5 separate regions of the Homo sapiens genome follow, and all the other regions are linked to region 4. The links are chromatin loops, found by intact Hi-C in ENCODE. Cell type or tissue: mammary epithelial cell. All regions are shown on one strand.

Region 1 (5,000 bases), 130 kb before region 4:
AGCCGTCAGGCCGGGGGCCAGAGGGAAGCCGCTCCTTCCCGGCCCGAGGCTGCCCCTCAGGAGCCCACTCGGCCGATGCCACCTTGTCAGTCCAGCCAGCGGGGCCTCCCCTGTGGCCTTCAAAGCCACAGGCCTCTTTCTAGAAACCTCTTTGCAGTTCATTTGTGGCGATTTATCCCTGGATGGGTTCTCATGGATTCTATCCTTCTTCTCCACCCGACTTTTCTCTAGGTCAAGTGCTGACCCCAGCCAGGCAGAGGCAAAGATGCCCCGACGCACAGCCTGTCCTGCCCGGTGGGCGCAGCTCTGGGACTGACTGGTGGGAGGTGGGGCTGCTCCGAGCTGCCCCGTCTCACTCCTGCCCAGGGAGCTCCGAGCACGGGTGGGGGTTTGGTCTTAAAGTGGAATCCTGGTTTGGGCCTCAGAGCTGAAACCCTCCCTGATCCCCCGTGTGGCCCCTGCAGTGACCGCATCCACCCTGGGGACCCATGTTTGGCCCAGAGGCTCGAGCACAGGTGGCCGCGTCCCACGGGAGCGTCAAGCCATGAGTCTTGGTCGTCCCCTTGGGACCAAGGAGAAGCAGTGACTCCGTGGCCCCCACCAGCTGCGGCTCCGACATCCTTCCAGGAGGCAGGCAGGGTCCCGACTGCATTTCAGGCACCTGCCTGGCCGCGTTCCGGCTGCCCTGACCTTCCCTGCAGACTTGTGGCCTGCTGGGGTCAGAGAGCACCAGTGACCGCTCCACCCCTTGCAGACAAGGAAGCTGAGGCTGAGGGACATGGGGACCCTGCCAGTGGGGACGCGGGAAGCAGGGCTGGCTTTGCTCCTGGCAAGCTCTACCCCAGACCGACACAGAGAAAGCAGTTTCCCTTTCTCAACAGAACACACTTGAGGCCCGGAAGCAAGTGGATCTGTGCAGGAGGGTGGGGACGGGAATGGCACAGGGGTGCAGGCGCTGCCTCGGTGTCTTCCGGCCCTCGGTCCCAGCTCGGGGTCCCTCCCAGGTTGGCTCAGAGGCCGCTGCCCCAGCAGCCTGCATTTGTGTGCCAAGCCCTCCTCACTCAGCAATGACTGGCTGCCTGTGGTGGGGGCCGAGCAGGGCGTTCTCCGCATTTACAGAACAAGTAAACTGAGGCTCCAGCCCCTGCCGCCACTACCAGAGGAGTCAGAGGCTCCTGGGGAGCAGACCGTGGCTGCCCAACCAGGCTGGGAGCAGAAAAGAGGGAGGGATCTTTGGAGCGGCTGAGGGTGCGGCCTGGAGCCCTGGCAGCCCCGCTCATCCCAAACGCTGCTACGTGTGCAGAACCCCGCGGGGAGCAGATGACGGCCACGCGGTGTTACAAAGCTTTCTGTAAATATTTTATTTTCCATATTTTAGAGTCAGAAAGAAGCGCTTGGTAATAAAAATAATAGAGAATTATTTTCTTCGAGCCCGCTCTGCGCTGCGCCGGCCTCCCCGCGCCCGGGCCCACGGCTGAGTGCGCGGCGTCAGAGGCCCCAAGTCCATCTCACTATTTACAGATATGTTACAGGCCGGGATGGTCACAGAGGAAAGCCCAGCTCTCAGCATGGCCCCACGTGGTGAGGAGCCCCCAGGCTCCTCCCGGCTGTCTCGGACAGAGACTGAGAAGCCTGCCGCGTCCCGTGGGGGCCTAGGCTGCGGCGGGCTCCACGGGGGGGCAGGAGTGGGCCGTGATGTCGCTGTGCTTGTACGCCGCCTCGTCCAGGTCCAGCAGCCTCCGGTTGACCTCCAGTGTCATGCAGCCGCGGTAGAACGCGGTGACTGGCGCTGAAGTCACCGGCACATCTGGGCCGCAGGGAGAGAACAACATATCTTAGCTCACCACGTGGCCGGCCCCGCCTGGCCCCCCCACCCCCGGCAGCGCTTGTGGCCAGCCCCGGGTTCCCTCCGAAAGGGCAGGGTTTCCCTTTCTTCTCTAACTTCTCGGTCCCCGTTCGTTTGGCCGCAGACCCGGCAGACAAGCAGGAGGCATCTGCCAGCCTGGGCTCTGCAGACGCCAGCCCTCCCTTCCCCGCTGGGAGCACAGACAGTCCCATCGGTTAAACGTGATCTTCTTCTGTGCCCAGTGAGTCATTCAGGCTGCAGGCCTCCTGGCTCGCTCTCATCCTCTTCAAAGCTCTGTTTATTAAAACTAAGTGGAGTCTGTGTCTGGCAGCCAAGAGAGAAATCCTGCCGTTTGCCGCAAGTGAAAACCTGCGGGCAGCCGAGGACTTGCCGGCTCCCACGTGCCTTTCCGCTGACCCTCCCAGCTCATGGCAAGGACATCCCCGGTCCCAGCCTCTGTGCTGTGTAGCCCATGGGACACGGCAGGACGCCCTGCTGGACATGGGAGGGGCTGGCGGTCACTCTGTTCGCTGCTAACAGCTGCGGTGACAGCCGCGGGTCCCAACTGCAGCCTGGCCCGAGGTCTGCCCAGCCCTCTCCCCCGGGGCTGGTCTGATGGGTGTGGACGAATGCTCCCTGAAGATGCAGGTTCGTGGGGCCTGACTCAGGCCAATGCCGGCCCCCGTACGTGTTTCTCAGTCTCAGCCAATGACCTGACCAGCACCGAGACACCATAATAGCCACTAACGACCCACCTGGACTTCTCCTTCCTCTTAAAACACAAGTCCTCTTCCGCATTCACTACCAGAAACCCCAGCCTGTCCAGGTTAGATCTGGGGTGACCAAGCTGGGCCTCCCTGGAGCTCTTCACCCGGGTTGAGCGGAGCAGGGAGCACCTACCTGGCAGGCCGCCAGCAAAGGTGAGCACGGGGCTCCGCAGGTGCCTCTCGAGCACGGCCAGCCTCTCCTGCAGCTGCGCGGCGCTCACCTCGCTCTGGCCCCTGGTGCCGTCCACCTCCAGGGTGGCCTCACCGTCCCTCAGCGAGACGGTGACCACGTGCTCTTGGCCGTCGCAGACCTTGATCTCCATTAGGGCCAAGGCCGTATGCTCCACGGCCAGGACCACCAGCTGCAGGAGACCGAGGTGTGGTCAGGGCCTGCCGGCCACCCCTACGTGAGCTGTTAGGTCCAAGCTGGTCCTCACAGCTGCTGGCCACCCCTACGCCGCACGCCTGTCTCCGTCCAGGGTTCCCTGCAGCCCTGGGTCTGGATGCTCGCTGACTGTGGATGACACCCCCACCCCACCTGGGGCTCAGCTTCTCTGCACGTAAAGCCAGGGGCCAGCCTGGGAGGCTGTGGGGGAACAAGTGTGGCCCCCAGGTTGGGTGTGAGAGGGTCAACCCCAGCCCCAGGCACCAGGCACACACAAGACCGAGGCTGCACTTGACCAGGAACTGGGGTGGCCCTGATGGGGACCCAGGACCCAGCCCTGCGGTGGCGGCCTCCCAGCCCGGTGGGCACTCACGCTGGCACCACAGCCCAGCAGCCCAGGGGTCGGCTGTTGCTACATAACAGCAGCTGTTTATTCCAGATGCTGAGATTGGGTCTGGCCCTGGTAACGAGCATTTGCATGAACCAAGCCTGTCTGTCGTATCCCAGCAAGCGGGAGGGCTCTGTGGCCCCGGGGTGGGCAGACTTGGAGAACGTGAGCCTCTCTGGTTTGACCCATGTCTCCCTCCTTAGCACACGAGCGAGAGAATAAAAGCTGTTTCTGTCACCTCTTGATTGTTCTGTGGGGAAAACAGCATGAGTCCCCCAGCCCAGGACAGCTGACTTATTGTGAGGACCGGGGGTGGGGGGACCTTGTCCAAGGGGCAGCTGCACTCAGCTCCACCCGGTGTCCCCCACGGAAAGACGCTGTTGGGGGACCGGCCAAGGTCACAGATCCGACTTTTCCAGGGAAATTGGAAAACTGAGTTTGTTGCTGAAATCATCTGACTTAAACACCAGAGACTAATTCAGATTGCTGTGAGCCACCATCTGCCCAACCGAACAGGGGAAAAGCTCCCACACTGTGAGCCGAGTGTGGCTCGCAGGCGCCGGCCCCCTCAGCTGTGTGGCGGTGACCTGGTGTCCAAACAACCCCCGCAGCCCGAAGCGTGGCCCACGCCGGGCTTGGCTCATCAGACCTCTGGTCAGAGGCTTTGGGGGTCCCTGGGGATCCCACCGCGGGCCCCCTTCGTCCCCTGCCAGGGAGTGCAGCCCACGTACCCGTGGGTCGAGCCGGTCAGGACGCCCTGGGTGGCGGAGGCCCTACCTGCTTCTTGAGTTTCTTCGTGGAGTGATAGTCTACCAGTGCCACAGAGAGAGGCACGGCACGGAGGTCGGGGGCCCAGAGCGCAAACAGCACGCCTGTGTCTGCGGCTGGGCGGATGTGAGCCACGACTTCTACTTCCCAGGTTGATTCAGTCCCGACGTCCAGAGGGGTCCGCACTGCAATGAAAGCGGTGCATTATAGGGTGGTATGCACGGTGGAGAGGCCACAGTGAGGTCGGAGCAGGGCCTCGAGAGATGCAGTCCCAGCCGGGGTGGGAAGCTGTGCAGACAGCCCCGGATCTGGGACGTGATGGAAAACTCAACAGACTGGTTCAGATCTTGGCCCGGAGCCCAGAGGCACCGGGGACCCCCAGGCTGTTTCTCCCTGGCCACACCAGTACCCCACTTCCAAATGCCCTGTAGGTGACCACCAGGCCACACAGGCCCGTCTGAGGGGCCACAGGCTGTGCACCATGGGACGCAGGCCTGTCCCTGCCTCCCTCCGATGTCCTCTTGTTTCAGGAGCGCCTGACAGCTCCTTCCTCAGAGCGTGCGTGGCCTCGTGCCTCGCATCTCACCTGCAGCTTTCAGGTAGCAGCACAGGGCCCAGTGGGGGCTGAGAGTTTAAGATAGCATGCGGACAGGAGCTGTCATGAGCACGGTGGTCTGGGGTCTGAGCTGTCAGGAGCACGCGCGGTCTGGGGTCTGAGCTGTCAGGAGCACCCGCGGTCTGAGTTCTGAGCTGTCAGGAGCACCGTGGTCTGGGGTCTGAGCTGTCGGGAGCACGCGTGGTCTGGGGTCTGAGCTGTCAGGAGCACCCGCGGTCTGGGGTCTGAGC
Region 2 (5,000 bases), 330 kb before region 4:
GGAGCTGGGTGGACTCTGGGACAGCGGCCGCTGGGACCCGGGCTTCCCTGGTGGCAGGTGTGCCGAGGAAAACACACAGCATGTGGTTCAGTAATAACAAACAGCATTTTCATATGACATCTGTGTTCATATGACCACTTTATTATAATGGCATAGCATAACAGCATTTAAGGAAATCAGCCTGACGGCTCTATGTATGGGTAAATCTGAAACACAATGTTGGCAGAATTGCAGAATGCGAGCCATATAATATTTGTCTGTGTTTCAGACGCACACAAAAACAATCATTTATAGCCTTAGGTTCAGCACATCCTGGAAAAGTATGAAAAATAAAGTGAGTACGTCCCTGCAGGCCCTGGGAGTTGCACACAGGGCAGACTCGGGGGGAGGCTGAGGATCCTGGGGACTGTAATTTTATTTCTGCTCTTTATGTCTCTATGAAACTTGAAGCAAGTATGATGATAACAGTGAATTTTAAGTGTACTGGAATAAAATTGTCATGTTATTGTTTGTATTTGAAAAGTTTCTCAGTGAATAGAAACAAGAAGCCCGGCTGGGCGTAGTGGCTAACACCTGTAATCCCAGCACTTTGGGAGGCCGAGGCAGGCGGATCACCAGAGGTCAGGCGTTCAAGACCAGCCTGGCCAACATGGTGAAACCCTTCTCTACTAAAAATACAAAAGTTAGCCAGTGTGGTGGCAGGTGCCTGTAGTCCCAGCTACTCAGGAGGCTGAGGCAGGGGAATCGCTGGAACGCGGGAGGCGGAGCTTGCAGTGAGCCGAGATCATGTCACTGCCCTCCAGCCTGGGCGACACAGTGAGACTCCATCTCAAAAAAAAAACAAAAAAAAAAAAAAAAAAAGAAGAAGCCCACCCACCCAGGTCTGGCCCCAGAAGCCACTGCCACTGCCCTTTCCAGCCTGTACGTCTGGGTGTGGGTCTGAGATGTATTCAGGGAGGGGCCTTGCTGCTCGCTGTGGTCGGGTGGCTGTGCAAGCTCAGCCCCTATCTCCAGGCCCTTCTGAAGTGCTGCTCGGGGCCGGACAGGGGGTATTCACCCTCAGCCTCAGGATTTCTTTCTTCTCCCTGTTACTGATGTACGTACCCTGCCCTCTGTCCCGTAGAGACTCAGCTGGTGACCCAGGGGTGCTGCTGGGTTGGTGTGGTGTGCCACTCAGAGGTCCTCTGTTGGTTTGTGTCTAGGCTGGGAGGGGCCCTCTGTGCTTGGCAAGGCCTTGGGCTCCGAAACCCTTTACCTGCAGCTGGTGTGGGGGCTCAGACTCCAGGTGGACAGCAGGAGTGAGTGGGGAAGCTCAGGGGCCCTGGATGTCTGCCTGCATTCACTCATCCTGCCCTGGGTACCAGAGGAGGGACCCTCTTCCCTCTGTGTGTTTGTCTCCCCCTTCCTAATTGTGAAAACCCTTAGCGACCCACCCCAGCCTCACGGTGCTGGCCTCTGGCCCAGAGGGAGAGACCTGGTTGGAAGGACAGATGGTGTAGGCAGGCCAGCCGGCCGGCCTGTGGGTGGAGCAGATGGAGGGCAGGCCGGATGCCCCGAGGGTCTCAGCTACACTGCTGTCCCACAGCCCCACCACCACCTGAATCCCTGAGTCCTACCCACACTCCCTGATGGGGCAGGAAAGGGGAGCCCCAGACTGGGATGCCTGAGTGTATGCTACCTGTGGTGCTGGTGGACGGGCGCCGTGGCCTGGCTGTTCAGGACGGAAAGAGCCGCCTGGGCTGCTGATGGAGAGTGACAGTGCCACTGGCTTTTGTGAACTCAGAGGTCTGTTTCTTTCTTCACATTTATTGAAATTAGAGACTCGTTTGCAAATTTTAAAAGATGTTATCTTTGTAATGAATCAACTACATATTCTTGAAAACTGAGTGTTTACTCATCTGTATGTGAATCTGAAAAGTGTTTAATTGCGTACTTTAAATCATTCCCTGCATAGTAGAATATTATTTTTGCTTTTAAAATGCCTTTCCCTGGTAAGTATTACACCGTGTATATGTGCATCCAATCATCACTGGTACATTTCGAATATGTACAATCTTTACTTTTCAATTGAATATTCTGAAAATACCTTTCACATATATAAAACAATAAAAAAGTAAATATTTGCTTTTCTTAGGATGCACACCTTTATTTTTGGAAGAAAATTTCCCAAAGCAGATCATCTTATTTTAGTTCCAGAAGAGAATTTTAAATATGTGCTGACATTGGTTGGTAAAAATACTAATATTTAACCCAGTTGAATCAAAAGGCAAATGTCTTTTTAATCACTTCCTAATGATCTGTCTTGGCCAACTTAGGTTATTAAGAGAAATTACTAAGTGTCCTTATGTAGCACAAAATTCATTGTTTAATATATTTTAAAGAAATGCATAAAAAGCAGTAGATGTTTTAAAAATGCATGGGTTGTAAAGGGCCCCAAAATGAAACTTCAGATCGCAAAGGCAATGTATTCGAAAGTCTCACCGATGATTCATGAGTCATTTTGGTGCTAACTGGTGGGAATGAAGGGAGATGCCTGTGGGGAGGTCCAGGGTCCTGCAGCTCTGCGGATGGGCGGCCGTCCGGGGAGGCCCAAGGTGTGGCGAGATCGGGGAGTTCTTCTTTCCTGATGTTGTTGTGACCCGAAAGTCTGTGTTTTCTTCACCTGAGAGTATCATGTATTTTCAAATGGGGGGCTATCCGCTCAGCTCCCCCAGCCGTGGGGTGGGGTGTGGGTGGCAAGCCACCCAGGTGCCGAGGCAAGAGACCGAGGACACGAGCTGTTCCAGTATAATAAAATATAAAACAAGAATGGTTATTCCAGATATAGATCTTAGATATGATTATATATGAATATCATTAATCATTAGTTTGTAGCAATTACTCTTTATTCCAATATTACAATAATCCTCACTCTACAATCATAACCCAGGAAAAACCAGGCCATACAGAGATAGGAGCTGAGGGGACATAGTGAGGAGTGACCAGAAGACGAGTGCGAGCCTTCTGTTATGCCCGGACAGGGCCACCAGAGGGCTCCTTGGTCTAGCGGTAACGCCAGCGTCTGGGAAGATGTCCGTTGCCAGGTGGACTGTGGTCTAGCGGTAGCCTCAGTGTCACGGAAAAACAGCGGCTACTTAGCAGACCGGGAAAGGGAGTTTAGAGAAGACTCTGTTCCTCCACCTCTTGTGGAGGGCCTGACATGAGTCAGGCTCGCCTGCAGTTATCTGGAGGCCTAACCGTCTCCCTGTGATGCTGTGCTTCAGTGGTCACGCTCCTAGTCCACCTTCATGTTCCATCCTGTACACCTGGCTCTGCCTTCTAGATAGCAGTAGTAAATTAGTGAAAGTACTAAAAGTCTCTGATATGCAGAAATAATGGCGTAAGCTGTCTTTCTCTTTGCCTCCTCTCTCTCTCTGCCTCGGCTGCCAGGCAGGGAAGGGCCCCCTGTCCAGTGGACGCGTGACCCACATGGCCTTACCTGTGATTGGAGATGGCTTACTCTCCTTATCTTTCCCTTTTGTCTTGTATCCAATAAATATCAGTGCAGCCTGGCATTCGGGGCCACTACCGGTCTCTGCGACTTGGTGGTAGTGGTCCCCCGGGCCCAGCTGCCTTTTCTTTTATCTCTTTGTCTTGTGTCTTTACTTCTACACTCTCTCGTCTCCGCACACGGGGAGAAACCCACCGACCCTGTGGGGCCGGTCCCTACAGTGGGGCACTGCGAGCCCCTTGCTGCCTCTGTGTGGCCGCCCACCCTTCCAGTGTTGCCCTGACGCCCCTCCCGGGCTGTGCTGACCACCCAGGCCTCCCAACTTGTTTCCCAGGGTGCTCGCTACCACCTGGTTTACGGTTTCTTTGTTTAGTTCTCTCTGCCCGCTGATGCCAGTTTTTGAACTTTATCATTACTACTTCTGTTTATGTGTAAATGTTCCAGGACTTTTATCCACCGCCCTGTCCCTAGGACCTTTTGCATACCGCTGTTGGAAGACAGAGGCTTCACATCTCCTGCAGAGGGGTCTCCCGCTTGCTTCACCAGTGTTCTGAGGGCACCTGCATGTTTAGAGCCGCAGCCTCTGTGGAAGGCACACTCCTTCCTAGGAACAAATGTGGTTCTCCTTCCTAAGGAAAAGTGGATTATCAGATTTCCAAACTAGTTTTGCAGCCTTATAGAGAAATGTTGCGATAAAAATTCTAGTTTTAAAATTCTGTTCCATAATTGTCATAGAATCACAGACTTTTCCAGGCCGTGGTCCCCACCAGCACGTTCCATAGCAGACATCGCCGAGGGGCTGGAGCAGTGGATGATCTGCCTGGGTCACCTGGGTGGCGTCAGCGCGGCCCTGCGGCCCTCCCCTTACGGGTTTACATTGGGAATCAAGCTTCATGGAGGTGTTGCTCTTGAGCCCTGGATTTGAGACAGTACACGTGGGGAAAGCTAAGCATCTCTAATTGCAAGCACCGTCTTGCATTTAGAATGGTCGCTTGTAGCCTTAACTTAGAAAAGGAGTCTCGCCCTTGACCTGGTGTCCTTGTGTTGCAGGCGTGGTGTCCCTCGTGGCCGTTCACCCCTCCACCGTCAACCCGCTCGGGAAGCAGCTCTTGCCAAAAACCTTTGGACAGTCCAATGTCAACATTGCCCAGCAAGTGGTAAGCCTCCCGCAGGAGCGGACAGCCGGGATCTCGGTGTGAGGTCGGGATCGGATGAGCCGTGTGGTTGGGGATGTTCCCAGGTGTGCCTGGATTTGGGCTCCAGTTGCAGCATGGGGCCTTTCCCTCATCAGGGAGCCCGTGGCCAGTGCTAGATTTTCCATAGCCCTCTGCAGCTGCCCACGTGTTGTTGTGGGAGAGGTGATGGCGCCCACAGCACTCCTGTGTGCCCCAGCCCATGCCATCCTTCCAGTAACTGGAGGGTGGTGGGTGGGGCCGCGGCCCCAACCAGAGGCAGCTTCCTTTTAGTGTCAGAGCTCGAAGCTCTTCATCTAACAGGGGCTTCTTACGTG
Region 3 (5,000 bases), 85 kb before region 4:
AACAAGATAAGGAGAAGGTCTGGGCGGTGGAGAGCAAGGAGGCATGTGGGGGTGGCCCAGCCTGGAGGAATGTCGGGGGAGGGGCACGGCTCCAGCAGAGAGGGCTGGGGAGGTGGGAGGAGTGTCCCTTCCAGCAGAACAGGGCTTGAAACCACAGGTGTGTGGGGAGGGCCAGAGCCTGGGAGGGGTGCTGGGCTTAGTATCCGCCTGCTGGAAGGTGGGGGTCTGCAGAGCAGGCACTTCCCTCACAACCAGGAAGCAGCCCCAGCTTGGGGCAGTGGGACACGCTTCAGGCAGGTGAGCAGGTGGCCAGGTGGGCACAGAGGTTAGCACACAAGTGAGCCTGGAGCCTGGGAGGGGTGCCGGGCTTAGTATCTGCCTGCTGGAAGGGCTGCACAGCGGGTGCTTCCGGGAAGAAGGCGCAACCAGGAAGATGCCCCAGCAAGGGGCAGTGGGACACACTTCGGGCAGGTTAGCAGTTTAGCAGGTGGACATGAAGGTGAGCACACTGGAGAGCTGGCTCCAGCTGTCCCTTCCCTCCCTCGTAGGAGCCTGCCCAGGGGAAACAGCCAGGGCTGGGTAGGTGCGTGTTAACTAACGGCGGCCAGGCACTTCCCACATCCTAAAATGGCAGGGGGCTGGGACCACCTTCCCTACAACCACCCGTGGAGGACCACACATCAGGATCCTGGGCCTGGGGAGGCCAGGGACCCAAGGATGCTCTGACAGTCACCATGGCCAGGTCCTGGTCACCTCTTGAGCTCAGGCCACAGCCCTTTTCCTCAATCAGCCGCACTGCACAAAATGTAAAGTGAGCAACATTTCAAAGACAAGGAGCCCCTGGCCTTTGACAGGGAGAAGTTCATGGATGATTTTCATGCATTAGCAGGAAGTTGTGCTTGGACAGTCCCCTCGGGCCTGGGGTCTCCCAAGAGTGTGGCAGAGGATGCAGTGGAGACTAGGGTCCTGGGAGGGGTGGGCCTGGTGTGCTGGAGCCGGCTGGGACTCAAGCCAGCCTCTGGACCCTGCCCCTGCCCCTGCCCCAACCAGGCTGTCCCCAGCATCCACCTGCCGGCAGGAACCGGAAACAGAAACAGAAACAGACAGCAAGCTAATGGCCAGATCCAAAAACCAGAGGGAAAGCGGGTTGTTATCATTTGGCATGGGGGCTGGGAAGGAGGGCAGAACGCTGGGAACTGAGATGACGCTGAAAAGAAGCCGACAGAGGCTGCTGGGGCCAGGCTGTGAGAGGATGGGAGGGATGCCTCCCGGGCACCAAAGCCACTCAGCCACATGCAGGAGGGTGAGGAGATGAACATGCCAGCACAGAAACCATGTGACGCAACCGCAGTTGTATTAAAGTGATGGGGTCCTGAGTGCTGTTTTCATTTTCTTATCTTCATTTCACACCTTTGTAAATAAAGTTATTAAATTAAAATTGGAAAACCAGGTAGGGGACTGACTTGGGAAGAACAGCACAGTACATCCAGGCAGCGTCCAGTCTGATTGACATGGGCCCTGCAGGTCCTGGAGGACAGCGAGGAGGGGCTGCGGCCAGGCCTTGCAGGGCTGCGCGGAGCGGGTACTGTGGGGTGGGGGTGACCCTGCTGCCCTCAACTCCCATCACCAGCACGCCCCATGCCACAGTCCCTGTGCACGCAGAATGTTCCGGGTGAGGACGCTGTTGGAGGACACTGCACCAGCCACACGACCAACCCCACAGCTGGGCGGCGACTCCGAGCGACCAGGGCACACAGGCCCACCTGCCTCAGCCAGCAGCACAGGCCAGGATTCATCATTAAAGAAACAGGAAAACAGAGAGGCCGGGGAGAGCGACCAAGCTAGGCTGAGCTGAAGGAGGGCACGGGCCTGTGGGGCTGTGGGCAGCCCCCGGGCAACAGCCCCAGGTGCGTCATCTCTGCAGGGATGAGCTATGTCCACAAGTGCACAGTGGCCATCTGACAGCCTCAGAGCTTTCAGAAAGGCAGATCTAAGAGGGGTCAAGTCAACCACTAGAAATGTAAGCGGAAACAGGCCTCCATGGTTCATCCAGAACCACTCTTTCATCCCGGGTGACATTTATTCCACCCCAGGAGAATTCTTTAAAAGGAACATTCCAGCAGAACGGAAAACTTCGCTATGAAATCACCCTGACTTCAGGGCGGGAGGGACGTCAACGGGAATCCACACCTTCTCGGACTTTCCAAAGTCACCCGCTCCCGAGCCCGCAGGATAGAGTGGCCAGGCCGTCCTCACACGGCGGCTCCTGCGGGAGGCGGCCCCGGGCGCCCCGCCTTCTCCAAGGACATTCCTAACCGAGGTGCCGGGGCCAGCACCGTCGGGCTCCTGAAAGCACCCGCTGCCTCCAGGAGAGCACCTGGCAGAACGGGGCCGCGGAGCCGCCCTCCCCTCCCGCATGCGGCCCCGCTCGATTCCTGGAATCTTATTTTTGGACCTGCTGCCGCAAGCAGTTCCCGCCCTCGGCCCTTTCAATTCCTCTTTCGGGAGGGGACTGCTCTCCACCCCTCTCAGGAGGACGAGGCGCGGCCCGGGGGTTCCTCACCTCCAGCCCAGCAGAGGGAGGGCCGCGGGGAAGCGGTTTGGGTTTTAACCATTGTGTTTCTCTCGCACTTTGGAAACGGACTCCCGGCTTCCCCGCGGGGAGGCGTCTGACAGCGAGCGTTTCCCGGACAGCCCCGCAGCGTCTCACCGGCCTGCGCGGGGATCCCGGGGTCGCCGGGGGATGGGCGTGGGGGACGCGGGGCGGGCCGGGGCTCCTGGGACCCTGAGGCCAGGCCTCGCCGCGCGGAGCTGGGGGGCGGCAGCAGCGCTGCCTCTCGGGAGCGGTTGGAGGCGCGCGGGCGCCAGGGGTTCCCCCGCATCCCGCCCGCCGGCTGCTCACCGTCTCGGGGTCGTTCTCGAACACCTCCCGCGCCTCCTCGCGGCTGCACAGCTCCTCCACGCACTCCCTCTCCAGGTGGCCCTGCTTGGCCTCCTCGAAGACCTGAAAGGCGCGGCGCTGCCTGGGCCGCAGGAACTGCGTGGCCTCGCGCGCCGGCAACAGCGCGGCTGCCCGGAGGGAGAGAGGGGGACGCGTCAAGCCGCGCCCGGAGCCTCCTCCCGCCGCCCGGGGACGGGGTCTCGGGCCCGCGGGACTCACCAAGCGCGCACTCCGCGGCCAGCAGCAGCAGCAGCAGCTGCGGCGCGCGGCGCAGGGCGGCGGGCCCGGGCGAGAGCGAAGGGGCCATGGCGGGCCGGGGACGCGCGGTCAGAGCGCCCGGGAGGCCGAGGCGAGCCGCGGGCGCCGCGGGGCGGAGGCTCCGGTCATCCCGTCCTGGCGGCCCTGAAGGTCACATCGCGGCGGCGGCGGCGGCGGCGGCTGCGGCACCTCAAGCGCTCGGTCTGGGCGTGTTCGGGCGGCTGCGCGCGGGGAGGCGGCGGGGGCGGGACCAGCGCGCGGGCGGGGCGCGGGTTCCCGGGAGGATCCGGGCGCGGGGAAAGCGGAGCGTCCGGGACGCGGCGGGACTCGAGTGTTTCGGAAAAGGAGCGTCTCCCCAGGCGGTGGTTGTCTTCACTAGCGATGGGGTAAAAGGAGGACGCAATACCTGGTTCAACTTGAGCAGGTACATTTTGACCATATTCCAGGTGTCATGTGAAGATTTAAGCCTCTTTCCAACCCCCACTCCCCCCGAATCTACTGCATCCTTTTTGGAGTCTTCATTCTTAGGCACATTTTGTCAAGACTTAAAACCTACCAAAGAAAAGATACACTGAGGTCAGATCCAATCCCACTGGGGGCCAGCGAGTGAAATGCGACGGTTTCCTTTTATAATCTCTGTTTTTCATAATGATGACATTAAAAATCTTGAGGTTTCCCAGTAGATATTTAAGCTGAAAGCAACATTGTGCTTGTCTTCAGAGACCAAGACTTTCTGGCTCTTGTCTTGGAATATTTCGCAAAGTCATAGGCAAAACACACACAAACAAACAGAACCAAAACACAGCAGACCACTCACGGGGGACCGAACCAGGCAGTTAGCCCAGCATCCCCCTGCTGCGGGAGGAGGGAGCTTGGATACTCCTCTCTGGAGAATCCTGCTCTGGAAATCCCCACACCCCAAAATGCAATGTAGAGGGGCAGTGAGTCAGCACCTCACCCCAAATGAATGGCCGTTCTGCTCAGCAGGCTCAACGCTTAGATCCCCAGATCCAGTTTCTCTTTGCTTTCTGTAATTGGAAGAATGGAATAGGATTGCTGCTAGAAATCTTTGAGGTCACTGGTTTGAAAGTGGGATTATGAGCATGAATTTTTGTTGTTGTTGTTTGTTTGTTTTCAGACGGAGTCTCGCTATGTTGCCCAGGCTGGGGTGCAGTGGCGTGATCTCTGCTCACTGCAAGCTCCGCCTCCCGGGTTCACGCCATTCTCCTGCCTCAGCCTCCCGAGTAGCTGGGACCACAGGCGCCCGCCACCACGCCCGGCTGATTTTTTTTATTTTTAGTAGAGACGGGGTTTCACCGTGTTAGCCAGGATGATCTCAATCTCCTGACCTCGTGATCCGCCCGCCTGGGCCTCCCAAAGTGCTGGGATTACAGGTGTGAGCCACCGCGCCTGGCCGAGCATGTTAATTTAAGCAAATGAATGTCCCTGGGAATGATCTTCAAGGAGAATTAAAGTGGGATAGAGAAGTCATCTATCTGCACCTGTGTCTGAACCAGAATGACGAGGCACTTCCATGTCAGCTAGTTACTGGAGCAGGCGGAGTAAGGAGTACCCCTGGGCTTCTGCCCCGAAACCACCACGGCTACTTCAAAACAATATTACATTAATTTTCCTGCTTGTTCTTGAGAAGCACTGGTTTGAAAAATTGGATGGGGTGATACATGTTTTAATCAGTATTTACAAGGCTCCTTAATCACTTCATCAGACAATTCATTGAGCACCTACTATGTGCCAGGCAGTGTAATTCATTGAGCACCTGCTGTGTGCCAGGCAGTGTCTG
Region 4 (5,000 bases):
GATGAGGCATCTTCCCGGGAACAGCAGGCAGGTTACTTTGTGCCCTCTCCCAGGCCACACCACATGGCTTGTGGTCCACTGAAACCATCAGGTCTTCTCCCAGCACTTTAAGAGGCCAAGACAGGCGGATCACGAGGTCAGGAGATAGAGACCATCCTGGCTAACATGGAGAAACCCCATCTCTACTAAAAATACAAAAAACTAGTCAGGTGTGATGGTGGGCCCCTGCAGTCCCAGCTACTCAGGAGGCTGAGGCAGGAGAATGGCGTGAACCCTGGAGGCAGAGATTGCAGTGAGCCGAGACTGCGCCACTGCACTCAGCCTGGGCGACAGAGCGAGAATCTGAGAAAGAAAGAAAGAAAGAAAGAAAGAAAGAAAGAAAGAGAGAGAGAGAGAGAGAAAGAAAGAAAGAAGAAAGAAAGAAAGAAAGAAAGAAAGAAAGAAAGAAAGAAAGAAAGAAAGAAAGAAAGAAAGAAAGGAAAGAAAAACAAACCAAGTCTTCATCTGAGCTACTCCCAAGTCAAGGCCCTTAATACTGTGCTCTAGTAAACGAAAATGTAGCTCATTTTGTTCCTCCCTTGGGAGGCGTCGAATCGTCAGTCTGTTTCTCTACATATTGACCCTTTTGTTCAGATTGTGACAAGATCTGGCCATTGCCAGTCTTATCCAGGCCATGTGACAGGAGGTCAGCCAGGGGAACCACCTTGAGGTCAGTGCATGTTTAGAGTCCAGTGCTCTGTGGGCTGGAGTGCAGGGCAGTAAACCCACCGCCGCCCGTTCACTGTGATTTAGGGTCCAGTTCACCGCACTGTGGGCTGGAGTGCAGGGCAGTAAACCCACCGCTGCCCGTTCACCGTGAGTGAATGCCGCGTTTAAAACGCTAACCGAATTTGGCGTTCTTGCTGACACATTTTTATTGCTATTGTACGAGGTATCAGTGCAGAACGGGTTTGGATTGGTGACGGCTTTATTTGCGCCCCGCTGTGTCAAGCTCCCCAGCGGAGACCCTCACCTAGCACTGTACTCCCCACCGGCCAATTGGACCAACGTCGCGTGGAGGAAGAACTTGATGAAAGCTCATCTTGAGAAGCACACGCACCCCTCTAACTCACGTAACAGGACCTATGTGGCATGTGGTTGGAACAGGGTTTCCCAGGACCCTCGGGGGGACCAGTCCCCCTCTGTGGTGGGGCATCCTGGGAACTGAAGGGCGTCCTGCAGGCTCTGCACGCGGCACACAGGAATGCCAGCCACACACACACTTGACACACAATGCTGGCGCAGGAGGACCCAGGCCAGGAGGCTGTGTGGGTCGTCAGCCGGGTGAGGTGGTCAGCTGTGTCAGGTAGTAGCTAGGCCAGCACAAATATCCCAGTGTGCTGTGGGTGGCAGCTGCTGGTCCAGGGAGGACCCCAGGGTGAAAGGAGGGCACTGGGGTGGGAGCAGAACGGGGCCGCAGAGGACGGAGAGCCTGTCCCTGTGCCCTATGGCATCGTCAGGCCACGCTGGCTGTTGGCATCCAGGCCATTGGGTCTCCTGGGTCCTCCCCTCCACCCTGGAACAGTAGAGGGGTCCGAAGCCTGGTCTGACTGCTCGCTGGCCGAGGAGGAAACCTGCGCCCGGCAGCTCTCTGAGGGTCTCACAGTTGGGGAACAGCAAAGCCACAGCAGAGCTGGGGCTCCTGGCTGCCCTTTGGAGCCCCACAGCGGCGATAGGAGAGGAAGGCCTGGCACCCTTGGGGCCGACCGGCAGGTGCGTGGGCCGAAGGCACCCGTGGTTACTGCTGGGGCTGTCTCTTCCCTCTCTCTGGCTGTGGCCAGCACTGCAGGCCAAGATGCTCTGGGAGAGAGGGGCCAGCCACAGACCCGGGGGCTGTCGTCAGCCTGGCAGCACTACAGAAGGTGAGGTGGAGCGGGAAGCCTGAAGATTCCTGAAGGGGCCTTTGGCCCTGGAAAAGGCACATCAGAGCTGCGTGCTTGGAGGAAACGCTGTATATAAAATTTGGTTCCTCAATGCTGCTGGAATCTTCCACACCGTGGCTCCAGGACAAGCGTCGGGGCAGGTTACTTACGGGGAAGGGGGTTGGGGGAGGCTGGAGCAACTGGGAGTAAAATACTGGCTGCTGCCAGGGCAGGAGGGCGGACCAACCTCAAAGGGCCCAAAAGACCCAGAACCCGCTCCAGATGGGCAGGGCAGCCAGGAGTAGGTCACTGCTGCCGTCTGCTGTCGGAAGCAGGAGTTTCATTCTGCCCACGTGGCCTCCAAGTTCCAGCAGAAGACAGCTCCTCAGGAAGCAGGGAGCTCAGGGCCTGATGGGGCCATTAGGCCTTTTTATTTACCTGAAATGATGGCCCAAGGCTGGGTGAGGCTTCACAGATGTGAGAAGCAGCTGGCATCACAGTGGGTGGAGCGGGGAGCTGGCAGCAAGGCTTGGTTGGTTCTTGGCCCCACCTGTGCAGCTTCTGCGGCCCCGGGTGTCCATTTCCACCTCCCGAGATTCCTTGGGCCCAGGCCTGTAGTGGACACAAGCAGGTCCCGGACACACAGCCAAGCAGATGCGCAGCCATGTAGACAAGGAGCCCAGGAAGCACACAGGCTGACCCCGTGACACTTCCCCCCAGACACTCACTCAGGGGTCCACACCCACCATGGCCCATCAGCCAGGCCATTGGGAGGATGACAGCATATCCATGGGATTGGGGGTCAGCAGTGCTTTCCCGACCCCTCCTCCATGATTCTGGCCTGCCGAGCACTGACTGCCCTCTCTAGGAGCCCATGTCCAGCCAGGGTGCTGCCCCAGCGCCCATCGGGGCCATGGAGCGGGGCTCAGGCTGACCCATGAAAAGCCCACGTCCTGCCACAGGGACTCAGGGGACTTCTCATCGTTCCCAAGAGATGGTGTGGAGTTCTCAAAAACCTGCCTGAGCACACATTTATATCTGGCAATTTTTTAAAAAACTAACTACTGAGGAGTCACATAGACATGACTCAGCATGAAAGGAACCAGCCCCAGAAGAGCCCACAGCACCGGTTCAAGACCAGGCAAAACTAGCAGAAGGGACCAACGTCTGCCTGGCACCTGCCTCCTGGGACTGAAGCCCAGTGACTGGGGAGGCACAAAGAGGAAACTTCTATTTATTGTTCTTGACATCAAAAATGTTAAATTACTTATGAGTGGCTTTGACCAAAACAAGTGGTGGACATATACTCGGAAAGCTACATGAGAAAGTTAACCAGGAGGCCCTGGGCTGAGGCGGCTTCAGTGCCTGGGACCCTGTGTGAGCACACCGAAGCCCACTGGGAACTGGGCCACGAAACTGACACTGCCCAGAAACTGCCAAACCAGCCTCTCACCAGGGACTTCCTTTTAACCAGATGTCTTGTCTTTGTCCCGCTTCTGCAGACACTTAGAAAAGAGCTCCGCCCCTCAACCTCAGTGGAGCGCTGAACCTCACGCTGAACCTCACACGTTCTGGTACTGCTCAGTTCATGAATTGCTGAACGCTCCAACAGACCCCTTTGAATCTCAGTGTGCATGAGCTTATCACCTAAAACTACAAAACGCTACTGAGATAAATCGAAGGAGACCTGAATAAATTAAGAGATTTGTATTGTGGTATAATAAAAAATACATCTGGTCTTTGTCCCCTGTTCCAGGGACAGAACTCCTTAAATCTTTGGAATTTCCTGATAGGGGTGTCTGATTTCATAACAACTCTTTTTCACCACATTTGTTTACCCTAATGAGGTGACTCTTGGGGGACCCCAAGGTAGCTTTAGGGTGGGAGCTTGTTGCCAGAGGAACCAACCATGTAATTAGAGAGGAACTTCCAGCCCCCCTCACCGCCCCCACTCCTGGGAGGGGCCAGAGATTGAGTTTGTGTTCAATCACCAATGACCAATGACTTAATCAATCATACCTGTGTAATGAGGCCTAGATAAAAACTTTTGGGCATCAGGGTTGGGGAGCCCCCAGGCTGGGGAGCCCCCACGGTGCTCAGAGATCAGTGCCCACCTCCCCACTCTCTTCACTGAGCTGTTCATGGGTTTCCTTCATAATAAGCATGATTGTACGTAAAGCACTTTCCTGAGCCCTGGGAGGTGTTCTAGTGAATCTGAGGGGATGTAAAGTTCCCCAAATCTGCAGTTGTCAGGAGTGAGTGTGGGTTGCCTGGGTACCCATGTACGGCTGTCATCAGAAGTAGGGGCAGAGTCTTGTGGGACAGAGCCCTTCACCTTCAGGGTCTGTGACACTCCAGGTCGTCAGTGTCAGAAGAGTGTGTGTGACTCCCCAAAACAGGAAGGGCCTTTGAGATGAAGACGATTAAGAAGAAACAGGTCCAGGAGTGCTCTCCGGATTCCTCTTTTTGCCTAAAGCAGGGCATAGATTTACAAAGACAAAGGGCATTCTGTCCCCTCTTGCAGGGAGAACAAAGGCTAAGCCCTGAAGACAGTGTCAGGCCCTCACACCCGCAGATGCCCCGACAAGCTGTGCTCCCAGCCTCTGCCAGTCCTGTGCCTGGCCCCAAGCTGCCCACAGAGGGACCTCGGTGCTCCCATCTGTGGAGTGGGGTCATCACTCATGTCTCAGGCACCTTGGTGCTCCCATCGCCCCCTGCCTTGGGGACCTTGGTGCTCCCATCTGTAGAGTGGGGTCATCATTCTTGCTTGAGGGACCTCAGTGCAACCATCTGTAGAGTGGGGTCCTCACTCCCTGCCTCAAAGACCTCAGTGCTCCCATCTGGAGAATACGGTCATCACCCCCACCTCGGGGACCTCAGTGCTTCCATCTGTAGAGTGGGGTCCTCGCCCCCTGCCTCGGGCACCTCGGTGCTCCCATCTGTAGAGTGGGGTCATCACTCTTGCCTGAGGGACCTCAATGCACCCATCTGTAGAGTGGGGTCATCACCCCCTGCCTCAGAGACCTCGGTGCTCCCATCTGGAGAATATGGTCATCACCCCCACCTTGGGGACCTCACTGCTCCCATCTGTAGAGTGGG
Region 5 (5,000 bases), 110 kb before region 4:
TGCTGTTCCATTTAAATGACGGTGCTACAGGACACGGGGCCGTAAAAAGTAACCCCCCGGGGGCATTTGAAACTAAAACCCCAACCCCAAAGAGAAGCATTTACTGGTTTCAATCAATTTTCACTACCGGGTTAAACCACAATCCTAAGACTTGAGCATCTAATGTGGGACAGATGCTGTTTACGGCCAAGCACCCTGGGGTAGGAGGGGCAACCCTGAAATGAAGAGCCCTTTAGTCACCAGAGGAGAGCAAAGGCAGGGGCACGGAGAAAGGTGGGGGAGGAGAAGGGGGAGTAGGAGTGGGAGGAGGAAGGGGGGAGGGGAAGGAGGAAGAGGAGGAGGAGGAGGGGGAGAAGGGGGAGGGGGAGAAGGGGGAGGGGGAGAAGGGGAGGGGGAGAAGAGGAGGGGGAGGGGAGGAGGGGAGGAGGAGGGGGTAGGGAGAGGATGGAGAGGAGGGGGAGGAGGGGGAGGAGGAGGAGGGGGAGGAGGAGGGGGAGGGGGAGGAGAATGGGGAAGGGAAGGAGGAGGACGGAGGGGGAGGAGGACGGAGGGGGAGGACGACGGAGGGGGAGGAGGAGGAGAAGCAGGGAGGAAGAGGAGAAGGTGAGGGAGGGGTGGGGGAGGAGGTGAGGGAGGGGGTGGGGAGGGGTGAGGGAGGGGGTGGGGAGGGGTGAGGGAGGGGGTGGGGAGGGGTGGGGGAGGAGGAGGAGAGGGGAAATAAGGATGGGGGAGGAGGAGGGGGAAAAAGAGGAGGGGGAATGAGGAGGAAGAAGAGGGGAATGAGGAGGAAGAAGAGGGGAATGAGGAGGAGGAGGGGGAGGAAGAAGATGGGGAGGAAGAGGGGGAGTGGGGGGAGGAGGAGAAGAAAGAGGAGGAGGAAGATGAGGAGGAGGAGGAAGATGGGGAGGAGGAGGGGGAGTGGGGGGGAGGAGGAGGGGGAGTGGGGAGAGGAGGAGGGGGAGTGGGGAAAGGAGGAGGGGGAATGGTGGGGAGGAAGAGGAAGATGGGGAGGAGGAGGAGAGGACGGGAATGCCTCTGTCACTGTGGGCAGTAACTGTGAGCCTAGACTTTGCCGGGAGTGCCCGACTGGTGCAGGGACCCACGGGAGATGCTTTAGACGTCATCTCTCAGGATCGGCCTAGTCTTCACCTCTCTTTAAACCTGGGGTGCTGCTGTCTTCCAGGTCAGGGATAGAGCAGTGATGGGAGGGGCTCTGTCCTCGGCGGGGAAATGGGTTTATGTGTTAAGATGGGAATCACGTCATCTGCACACAGGGCTAACTCCTGGGTGGTCAGGGAAGGGAACCACCAAAGTGGACAGAAATAGCAGCTGCCTTTTGAAATCGGGGGATGGGGTGTGGCCCCTCCTGTCTGGTCAGATTCACTCTCCAGATCCTGGGGCTGTTTCTCCCTGAGCAACTGTCTGTCCTGTCCACGCAGTTCGGTGTCCTGGACAGTCAGCAGCAGCGCTAAGAACTATGCCAGAAACTCTCAGGGACACGCCTGGGCATGTCCAGATACAACGTGGGGAGGGAGGAGGAAGGTGCTCCCCCTGCAAAGTGGCAAAGGGCCAGTGGCAGCAGCAGCACCTGGAACAGCGTCGGGGGCGCGCACATTCACAGTGACTTTCTGGGGTGTCCTGGGGCTCCCCAGCTCTGGCCCTGGGCTGAGGGAACCCCAGACTGAAATATGAAAGGAAGTGGGGAGGGCAGGGCTATATTTAGTGGACAGAGGGAGACCAACAACGGGGTGCTTCTGGGGATGCTGGGGAGAGTGGACGGCGGGGGGACCCTAGCCTGGAGCCCTGACCCACAAGCTCACTACACAAGTGCCTGGAGCACTTCCAGGCTCTGTGAGGCTCTGGGGAATGGACGAGGCCCTACAGCCAGCAGTGTGGCCTCATGGGCTGGGCCGGCCCCCTGAGTCCTGGCCCTCAGATGCCGGGTGAGTCATCCTGGTGTGGTGCCGAGCAGCTCCCTGTGCTGCGGCTGGCCTGGGCTTGTGTAGTCTCTGCAGGATGCCCCATCCCATCCAGAACCACAGGAACCCAGCCAGCAGCAGCCGCTTGCAGAAGAGCAGACATGACCGAAAATAGAAGGTGGGGAGAGGAGAGAGGAGAGAGGCCTCACCCCAGGGCCTTACCTTGGCAGGTCCTGCCATCAGAGGAGAGCTCGAAGCCGCTGTGGCAGGAACAGTGGAAGCTACCCGGCTTGTTGTGGCAGATCTGGAGGCAGCCCCCGTTCTCCTGGCTGCATTCGTTGACATCTGGGAACAAGCACAGGCCTGAAGGGGAGCCCAAGGGTGCACAGCCCCTGGCTACGGTAGGAAGAGATCCCAGAGGTGCACAGCCCAGCCCTGGAGCAGGGAGGGAGCCCAGAGGTGCACAGCCCAGCCCTGGAGCAGAGAGAGATCCCAAAGGTGCACAGCCCAGCCCTGGAGCAGGGAGGGAGACCAGGGGTCACAGCCTAGCCCCGGAGCAGGAGGAAGGGACCCCGGGGGTGCACAGCCCAGCCCTGGAGCAGGGAGGGAGCCCAGGGGTGCACAGCCCAGCCCCGGAGCAGGAGGAGGGGACCCCGGGGGTGCACAGCCCAGCCCTGGAGCAGGGAGGGAGCCCGGGGGTGCACAGCCCAGCCCCGGAGCAGGAGGAAGGGACCCCGGGGGTGCACAGCCCAGCCCTGGAGCAGGGAGGGAGCCCGGGGGTGCACAGCCCAGCCCCGCAGCAGGAGGAAGGGACCCCGGGGGTGCACAGCCCAGCCCTGGAGCAGGGAGGGAGCCCGGGGGTGCACAGCCCAGCACTGGAGCAGGGAAGGAGCCGGGGGGGTGCACAGCCCAGCACTGGAGCAGGAGGAAGGGACCGCGGGTGTGCACAGCCCAGCCCTGGAGCAGGGAGAGAGCCTGGGAGTGCACAGCCCAGCCCCCGAGCAGAGAGAGATCCTAGAGGTGCACAGCCCAGCCCTGGAGCAGAGAGGGACCCCAGGGCTTGGACCTCACACCCCACTCAGCAGCCCTAGCGTTTCATGGCCCCTGGTCCTGGCCTTGCGTGTGGAGGTAGATGGTGGGAGGGCATGGGGGATCCCCAGCTGCGGTCTCAGCCTGGGGAGCTGCTGGCAGTCACAGCCCACAGGGCTCAGCTCCCTGGATGCCCATGTGCTTGCAGGAGGAGGCTGCAGGCCAGGAGTGACCTCTGGGTGCCGAGGACAGACAAGGCCAGGCCAGAGCTGGCCACTCCTTAGCAAAGCCCTCCCAGGCCACCTGTGGGGTAGGATTTGCCAAAGGGGACAGGCTGGCCTGCTGGGCTCTCCACTATGGGTCTCCACCAGGCCCTGGAGCTATTCTTCCTCCAGGGTCTTCACTGACACCACAGGTCTACACTGAAGGACGGTCAGAGGTGAAATCTCCCCCCGGCCTTTCAATCAGTGGGTGCCACTGACACCACAGGTCTGCACTCAAGGACGGTCAGAGGTGAAATTTCCCCCCCGCCTTTCAATCAGTGGGTGCCACTGACACCACAGGTCTGCACTCAAGGACGGTCAGAGGTGAAATTTCCCCCCCCGCCCTTCAATCAGTGGGTGCTGAGGCATCACTTGGTGTTTCCTTTCCTTCCAGCCCTGCTCCCAGAAAGGAGACTGCAGCTCCTCCCAATTCTCCTGGGGCTCCAGGATACCTCAGGGCTGCAGCCTCCTTGGGGCTGTCGGAGAGCAGCCTGAGGATGGCCGTGCCCCGGAGTGGGAGTGAGGAGCGGGGATCAGGGCAGGGTCGGAGATGGAGGGAGACCCCGCCTTTGTCTTCAGCCTCACGTACCTTTGTCGCAGAGCCGGCCCCCCCAGCCAGCTTTACACAGGCAGAAGAAGTTGCCCATGAGGTCCTGGCAGGCTTGGGTCCCCTTCCTATCGCAGGGGTTGGGCGTGCACTGGTCAGGCAGGTCTGATTGGGGACACAAAGTGGAAAATCATGTTCAGCTGCCCCACCCCTGCGCGCCCAACGCAGCTGAGATCGGGGCGGCTGTGGGGTCTCGGGTCCAGCCCGGAGGAGCTCTGAGGGGCGCAGGCTGAGGCAGCCCCTGGGCACCCGAGCCCTCTGTGCTGGCCTAGGGCTGACAGAATAGGCTGGCGGGCCCTGGGGCCGGCTCCAGGAAAACTCAGATCAACTGGGAGGGAGTGCCAGCAGGCCTGGACGCAAGGTGGGAAGGGCTGAGGGCAAAGGAGCAGGAACTGCCTGGCGTGAGGCCTGGGAGCTCAGACCTCCCAGGGAGTAGGCACACAGAACCCCCAGCTGACCTGGGGGCTTCCAGGCAGACTCGGAACATTCTGCCTTCCCTGGCCAGCCCCTAGCCCATCTCTGGTGAACTCTCCCTGCTGGGTGTGGCGGGGAGGACCCCAGGCCCAGGCTGCACTGCCAGAGGGGTCCTCCAGGAAGCCCCCCTCTTTCTGCTTAGCTGCCCCCTCTCCACGTGTCTTGATGGCTTTAGGCCAGGTGTGTTCTGCCCTTTCTCAGGGTGGTCACCTGGGCTCAGCTCCTGCAGGGCCAGAGGTCAGGGGAACGGGTGAGGGCCTGAGGGTGGGAACCCGTGCCAGTGCAGCTGCTTCCCAAGCAGTCCCCCATCCGAGAAGCTGCTCACAAACACATTCATACGAGGAGCTGCTCACAAACACGCTTCCAGGACACGGACCCAAACCACGTCCCAGAGGCAGGCAGGGAAGCCCCCGACAGTGCAGTTACGCAAGCCTGAGCCCCGGGAAGTTGGCAGAAAGAACGACAATTACACCCGGAGCTCAAAGAATCCTTTCATGGCTGCTGGCAGAGCAGAAGCAGCTCGGGGCTGAGCATGGCAGTGCTCAGGGGCGCGGTCCACACTCAGCTCAGCCCCACATGAGGACTCAGCCACGCTCAGCTTAGCCACACAGGGCTCCGTGGGGAACCCTGGGTAGGGCCCCCCTGCTGGCTGAGAGAGGGCTCCGGTCCATTGATTCCACACAAGTTCAATAAGGACCAGTCCCTGGG

The links. A loop is a pair of places that touch in the nucleus more often than their neighbours do. Peaks named below come from ENCODE experiments on the same cell type or tissue, not always from the same donor. Only the 100,000 strongest peaks of a DNase experiment are listed, where the experiment ranks them.
Region 1: a loop joins it to region 4, with 8 times the contacts of the local background. A loop is called at or near these places in 71 of 110 quality-filtered maps.
Region 2: it touches region 4 in a loop (21-fold over the local background); 3 of 110 quality-filtered maps call a loop at or near these places.
Region 3: a loop joins it to region 4, with 16 times the contacts of the local background. A loop is called at or near these places in 11 of 110 quality-filtered maps.
Region 5: a loop joins it to region 4, with 10 times the contacts of the local background. A loop is called at or near these places in 4 of 110 quality-filtered maps.

What each region holds. Positions count from the first base shown.
Region 1 is chr13:113,819,212-113,824,211 of GRCh38, forward strand. It overlaps GAS6 (growth arrest specific 6), which reads right to left. Exons shown (of 15, transcript NM_000820.4): 13 at 4,164-4,339; 14 at 2,747-2,975; 15 at 1,338-1,807. The coding sequence ends at 1,653. All of the region lies in intron 1 of GAS6-AS1 (GAS6 antisense RNA 1), which reads left to right. It also overlaps LOC124903220. Among named protein-coding and RNA genes, the nearest start is that of GAS6-AS1, 6.1 kb to the left of the region's middle. RefSeq lists enhancers at 1,382-1,931, 2,481-3,029. In mammary epithelial cell, no CTCF peak of the experiment used is centred here; a DNase peak (open chromatin) is centred at 2,130; H3K27ac peaks cover 966 bases.
Region 2 is chr13:113,618,640-113,623,639 of GRCh38, forward strand. TFDP1 (transcription factor Dp-1) reads left to right here. Exons shown (of 12, transcript NM_007111.5): 4 at 4,541-4,647. LOC124903219 reads left to right here and starts at 4,654. Exons shown (of 2, transcript XM_047430839.1): 1 at 4,654-5,000. In mammary epithelial cell, a CTCF peak has its summit at 3,036 (motif pointing right); no DNase peak of the experiment used is centred here.
Region 3 is chr13:113,860,673-113,865,672 of GRCh38, forward strand. It overlaps GAS6 (growth arrest specific 6), which reads right to left and starts at 3,404. Exons shown (of 15, transcript NM_000820.4): 1 at 3,161-3,404; 2 at 2,903-3,069. The coding sequence starts at 3,248. It overlaps GAS6-DT (GAS6 divergent transcript), which reads left to right and starts at 3,505. Exons shown (of 2, transcript NR_044993.1): 1 at 3,505-3,623; 2 at 4,338-5,000. RefSeq lists enhancers at 1-449, 2,818-3,409 and silencers at 2,428-2,477, 2,958-3,017, 3,038-3,097. In mammary epithelial cell, CTCF peaks have their summits at 1,672 and 2,956; DNase peaks (open chromatin) are centred at 1,279, 2,009, 2,039 and 4,129; H3K4me3 peaks cover 3,649 bases; H3K27ac peaks cover 3,965 bases.
Region 4 is chr13:113,945,195-113,950,194 of GRCh38, forward strand. It overlaps a transcript of C13orf46 not described here. Among named protein-coding and RNA genes, the nearest start is that of SWINGN, 19 kb to the left of the region's middle. In mammary epithelial cell, a CTCF peak has its summit at 2,220 (motif pointing left); no DNase peak of the experiment used is centred here.
Region 5 is chr13:113,835,928-113,840,927 of GRCh38, forward strand. It overlaps GAS6 (growth arrest specific 6), which reads right to left. Exons shown (of 15, transcript NM_000820.4): 5 at 3,801-3,923; 6 at 2,142-2,264. GAS6-AS1 (GAS6 antisense RNA 1) reads left to right here. Exons shown (of 5, transcript NR_044995.2): 4 at 2,150-2,320. Among named protein-coding and RNA genes, the nearest start is that of GAS6-AS1, 23 kb to the left of the region's middle. RefSeq lists enhancers at 1,355-1,564, 1,673-2,225, 2,065-2,124, 2,780-3,332, 3,504-4,080. In mammary epithelial cell, no CTCF peak of the experiment used is centred here; DNase peaks (open chromatin) are centred at 1,444 and 1,974; H3K4me3 peaks cover 1,194 bases; H3K27ac peaks cover 1,424 bases.